Regions from separate parts of the Homo sapiens genome. Here region 2 is linked to region 1. A link is a loop called in an ENCODE intact Hi-C map of the cell type or tissue named here. Cell type or tissue: gastrocnemius medialis. All regions are shown on one strand. Each heading gives the region's core, and the rest is flanking DNA. Links, peaks and the distances in the headings are about the cores only. Region 1 overlaps KCNV2 (potassium voltage-gated channel modifier subfamily V member 2). Region 2 holds the start of LOC101930053 (a long non-coding RNA gene).

Evidence for each region. Hi-C counts contacts between places; a loop is a spot of excess contacts. Peaks named below come from ENCODE experiments on the same cell type or tissue, not always from the same donor. Only the 100,000 strongest peaks of a DNase experiment are listed, where the experiment ranks them.
Region 2: a loop joins it to region 1, with 2.3 times the contacts of the local background. A loop is called at or near these places in 7 of 110 quality-filtered maps.

The regions. Positions count from the first base shown.
Region 1 is chr9:2,726,895-2,729,696 of GRCh38, reverse strand. It overlaps KCNV2 (potassium voltage-gated channel modifier subfamily V member 2), which reads right to left. Exons shown (of 2, transcript NM_133497.4): 2 at 1-251. Among named protein-coding and RNA genes, the nearest start is that of KCNV2, 11 kb to the right of the region's middle. RefSeq lists a silencer at 2,034-2,328. In gastrocnemius medialis, for the core only: a CTCF peak has its summit at 1,403 (motif pointing right); a DNase peak (open chromatin) is centred at 1,468; H3K27ac peaks cover 465 bases.
Region 2 is chr9:2,491,807-2,494,623 of GRCh38, reverse strand. LOC101930053 (a long non-coding RNA gene) reads left to right here and starts at 403. Exons shown (of 6, transcript XR_001746603.2): 1 at 403-444; 2 at 1,199-1,549. In gastrocnemius medialis, for the core only: no CTCF peak of the experiment used is centred there; a DNase peak (open chromatin) is centred at 1,323; H3K27ac peaks cover 464 bases.

The DNA.
Region 1 (2,802 bases), core at 1-2,500:
TTGCTTCCAAGCAAACACTCAGCTATCTTCTTTCTGGCTCTCTGCATGAAGTTCACCTCTCCCCTCTCCCTGCGTATGGTGGTATACTCATAAGCCTTCAGCTTGCTGTAGTAATCAGAAAACTTGTTGTAGAGGATGGAAATGGGCATCCCGTTGAGAATGATCCCAAAAGCAATGCAGAGGAAGGCAAAAAACCTGCCCAGGTGGGTCTCTGGGTACATGTCTCCGTAGCCCACGGTGGAGATGCTCACCTGTAGAGGAAGGAAAGCAGGATGGAATTGTTAGCACTAAGATCGGGGAGGAGAAGAAAGGGAGAGGAGCAAGCAGGGAAGCGTCCTCCCTGTGGGTACACATGGGAAGTGTAATGGCTTCCCACGGAGCCTGCTTTAGGAGGTACCAGGAAGACTCCCTCTAGGACCTGTGTCATGAAAAGAACAGAAGCTATGGATGGAGCTGAAAGACTTTGGCTGAAATCCTGACTACGACTCATGCATGTTTGAATGTAAGATATGGGAGGAGGAGGTAATACCTACTTGAAATGGTTGCTGTAAAGAGCATTTAAAATAGTATGTTAAGTACCTGATGTAGAACGTGCTCAGTAAATGATCTTTGCCTCCCTAACTCAGCTGGCACCAGATTCAGGAAAGCAGGTCCCTGGGTTTGCCTGTACACTGTATGTATTGGAAAAATCTTGGGCTTAGAACAGTCAGACCTGGGTTCAAGTCCTGACTCTGAACCTTTCCAGTTGAGTGACCTGGGGCAAAACCTTCAGACTCTCTCTCTCTCTTTTTCTTTTTTTCTTTTTTTTTTTTTTTATTTAAAACAGGAGAAAACCATCTAACTCTTAGGATTCTTGTGAAGGCTAAATAAGAAAATGAATATAAAGCACTGAACACAGTACCAGGCATACAAAAGGCATGAAACTCCTCCATTGTCTTCCTCTCATCTTTAAAATGAAGACAGTTATAACACTTTTCAAAGTTGTTACGTAGTTCAAATGAGAGACTTTATGTGAAGGTGCTTTAATTGCAGATGTCTGGAGAAACACTCTCATTATTTTGTAAAGGGACTTTTGTAAGACATCACTCACCAAAAATATGTTCACCCCTGCATGAAATACTTCCCATTACTCTTGTCATACTGATTTAAATCCCACTAATTGGAGACTTATTTAGGTTAACAAGCTTCTGTTTTAAAATGCAGATACCATGGGACTAGTTATCAGTTACCAGAGAAAACCCTGTGAAAATTCCTTGGGGACTGTTTTTTATGCCTCATGTACTCCCTCTGATCCCCAGAGTATTGGCTAAATTACTAGAAGCCTTTTAAGCAGAGCTGTTGGTCACAGTTGTAAACATTTTTGCGTTGCACTACTCCAGGGGGGCACTCTTTGCTTTGTGTATTTGGGTAGTTGTTGCCATAATTTTCCAGCAGACGGCAGTAAAGCATATGGTCATCTTGTTGATCCGTGCTGAGGTGGCCGTTAGCTTAGCAGTGTAAATATTTTTGTTTTGATGATGTAAGGGTTAGTTTGAACCTGGAATAGTGCAGTTGACTGATTAGAATGAAATGGAGAAGTGAGCCAGCTGCACAAAACTGAGGGCACTGATGAGAACCACAGCTCCATCCAGCCCACGAAAAAAGGAAGGGTATGCCTCCTTTTTGAGGCTGATGATGCACCTCCTGTCACTCACTGCCCTGTCTCTTGTGAGAGGTCATGCAGCCTTTTTCTGCAGAGTCAAAATACAAGCAGGCATCCAAGAGAGGTAATGTGGTGTAGATAAGCTGAAGGAAACGGACTACAGTAGACTTGTGGGTCTGAATCCACTTCCCAGCTGAATAAGTTGGGCAGATCACCTAAATTCTCTTGGCCTCAGTTTCTACTTTTGAAATGTGTGGTATCTACCTCACAGAGTTGTTATAGGAATTGAAGGAGTGCCTGGCACAGGGTGTGTAAGCAATAATATTATTATATATATATCATGTATGCAATCCCAGGGTCCCCCATGCTGAAGCTGGCCTCCACTGAGAAGAGGCAAAGACCAACATTTATTGAGTGCATTCTACACCAGCAACTCTATATACGTTATGCTTATCAGACCCTCAGGCTGTGGAAACAAGCTCCTCCCTGACTCTGCCCTCTGGCTCCAGTAGAGAATATCCTTCTCCCAACTTCTGGACCAAGGGGTGATGTGAGGCAGTGATAAAGTGAGATTGTGGGTTAATCTCAAAGTCCTCTTGGTTGCATGAGTGGGTGTGTCTTTTTTTTATTTAAGTTCTAGGGTACATGTGCACAACGTGCAGGTTAGTTACATATGTATACATGTGCCATGTTGGTGTGCTGCACCCAGTAACTTGTCATTTAACGTTAGGTATATCTCCAAATGCTACCCCTCCCCCCTCCCCCACCCCACAACAGGCCCTGGTGTGTGATGTTCCCCTTCCTGTGTCCGGGTGTGTGTTTCTTGTCATTGACCACACCAAAAGTCAAAGAACCCCAGGCTGATCTCTCTCCAGTTGTGTGAGCTGAACAATAGCTTTCATTTGTCACTAACACCATGACTCACACCTCTGGATGAAAGTTTAGTCAACCTTCCCTGGAGGAGGCCTAAAGGGAGTTTGGATTTAGGAGTGAGTGACAGGAAGGGGTAGTTTAGAACAGCGGTCCCCAACCTCTTTGGCACCAGGGACCGGTTTTGTGGACGACCATTTTTCCCATGGACGGGGTTGGGGGAGGGGATGGTTTCGGGATGAAACTGCTCCATCTCAGGTTGTCAGGTATTAGTTAGATTCTCATAAGGA
Region 2 (2,817 bases), core at 106-2,605, 240 kb after region 1:
GCTTTAGATGACCTGAGCGATATTATTTAAATTTCCTGCATCTCAGTGTTTCCATCTATAAAAGGGAGCTAGTTATAGTACCTTCCTGAGAAGGTAAAGACTAAACGAGGTAAAAAACTTAGGAGAGTAAAGTGCTCAATAAATACTAGCTGCTGCTGCATTTGCTCTTGAGACAACCGAAGGAATTCTGTCACAGAGCTGAGTTTTCACCAGGAGTACAAAAGGAATATGTTCATAGTTCATGGACTCGGTGGGCATGCCAGGGTGACAGGTATCCAAAAGACAGAATCACATACAGTTTACTTCTTTTTTTTTTTTCAGACGGAGTTTCACTGTTGTTGCCCAGGCTGGAGTGCAGTGGCGTGATTTCAGCTCACGGCTACCTCTGCCTCCCGGGTTCAAGCAATTCTCCTGCCTCAGCCTCCCAAGTAGCTGGGATTACAGGTATGCACCACCATGCCCGGCTAATTTTGTATTTTTTAGTAGAGATGGGGTTTCTCCATGCTGGTCAGGCTGGTCTCAAATTCCCGACTTCAGGTGATCCGCCCGACTTGACCTCCCAAAGTGCTGGGATTACAGGTGTGAGCCACCGCACCTGGCCCAGTTTACTTAACTCCGGGGAATGATTGCTCGGACCTTATACAACAAGGGTTATCTTCATTTTCTGCCAGTATCACCCCTCTGCCCCCACCCCCCTCAACAAAGCAGAAGGCTTTAACTCACCCACCTGAAAAGCTAAAGCTGAGCTGGAAGTTATGATTATGTATTTATTTAGTCTGAAAGAAGGAACAGAAGAGCCTTTTATATAACTTGAAGAGTGTAAAGGAGCCAATGATAAAAAACATTGCCCTGAACTTTTCCAAAGCACCATAAATCTCTCTGTTATGATTCTCCAGTTGTTGCCAAGGTATCATTTGTCTTTTTGTTTTTGTCTTCAGATAGACGAAAACAAACGTTAACGAACTTCCTTCTGTTAGTTTGTGTATCTGTGATCCAAGGCTATAAAAATGCTACTCTTTCAAGTTACTCCCATCATTTAAAATACACCTGATGCTTATTTTGTGGTTTCTCAGTAATATTCTGATTTTAATTTGATTGCTTTTTATGTTTGTGTATTTTCCCATTCAAAGCTGTTTTTTCTCCCTTCCCTCCCTTTTGTGTTTCTCTCTGTCTCTGCTGATATTTTTTGCATGTTTAGATCATCTCTCTACTGACCTTTTAGTGGCTTAGCATTTTGTTGCAATGCACAAGTGAAGTTGGGAAACAGAGCCAAGTGACAAGCTGTGAAGTAACAGCTCAGCCTTCACAAAGCAAATGTGCTTTGTGCACTTCCTTGCCAGAGCAGATGTGGCCTTGGTGGACTGTGGGGAGCATCATCTCTCAGGTAAAAATAAATTACTAAGATTAGGACCAAATGATGCAAATCCTTTCATTTGCAAACAGATCATGAACTGGCAGCCATGTGGAAAGAAGACTAGACTGCGAATCACTTAGGATCCCACCCTCGGTTTAGTCTAGAATACTCTGCGAATCAGCTTTTTGGCCCTAGGTGAGTGATTTTAAAAGACATTAAATGTGCAAATGCATAAAATGAACTCACGTAGTTCATGGACACAGGTGACATAGGAAGTTAATCAACAAAAAAATAGAATGAAATAACAAAACTCTGTGTCCCAACACCCAGTCTGAGGCAATCCTAACATTTTGATGGGTTTGATTCAGACATAGTTGAAGTTCTTTGCAGACTTCTTAATCCCATTTCCCTTTCTTCCATCCAGAGATAAACACTATCTTGCAGGTACATGCTTTCAGACCTTTTCTGCATGCACATGCACCTTTCCACAATATGTACTGTCATTTTGCATTTTTTTAAAATTAAAATAAATGGAAGCACACCACACATATTCTACCATTTGTTTGTTATCTAATTTAGCATAAGATCTCAACGATTTAGCTCTAGTTCATTCATTTGAACTGCTTTGTTTCATGAACAGACCACTATATATTTATCTGTTCTTCTGTTGATGAACACTTAGATTGCTTTTAATTTTACACAATTATAAACAATGCTTCAGTGAGTGTTCTTGTACATTTCCTTCTCCTAACATACAAAAGCTTCTCTACAATAGCATTTTTCAAAATGTTTTGTCCACACAGCTACATGGAAACCCAGCACATACATGTGCTACATTTATGTACATGTATGCATATATGGAACAAAAGTTTCTCAGAATAATATTTATCTTTATTTTCTACTTAATTCTAATTCTATTTATTTTATTTTATTTTATTTTATTTTATTTTATTTTATTTTATTTTGAGACAGAGTCTTGCTCTGTCGCCCAGGCTAGAATGCTGTGGTGCGATCTCAGCTGACTGCAACCTCTGCCTCTCAGGTTCAAACCATTCTCCTACCTCAGCCTCCTGAGTAGCTGGGATTACAGACACATGCCACCATGCCCGGCTGATTTTTGTATTTTTAGTAGAGACAGGGTTTCACCATGTTGGCCAGGTTGGTCTTGAACTCCTGACCATAAGTGATCCGCCCACCTTGGCTTCCCAAAGTGTTGGGATTACAGGTGTGAGCCACTGCTCCTGGCCTACTTATTTATTTATTTTTGAGATAGTGTCTTGCTGTGTCACCCAGGCTGGTGTGCAGTGGTGCAATCATGGCTCACTGAAGCCTCGATCTCCAAGCTTCAAGTGATCCTCCCACCACAGCCTCCTGAGTAGCTGGGACTACCAGTGTGTGCCACCACGCACAGCTAATTTTTTTTTTTTTTTTTTTTTTTTTTTTTTTTAATTTATGGGATTTCA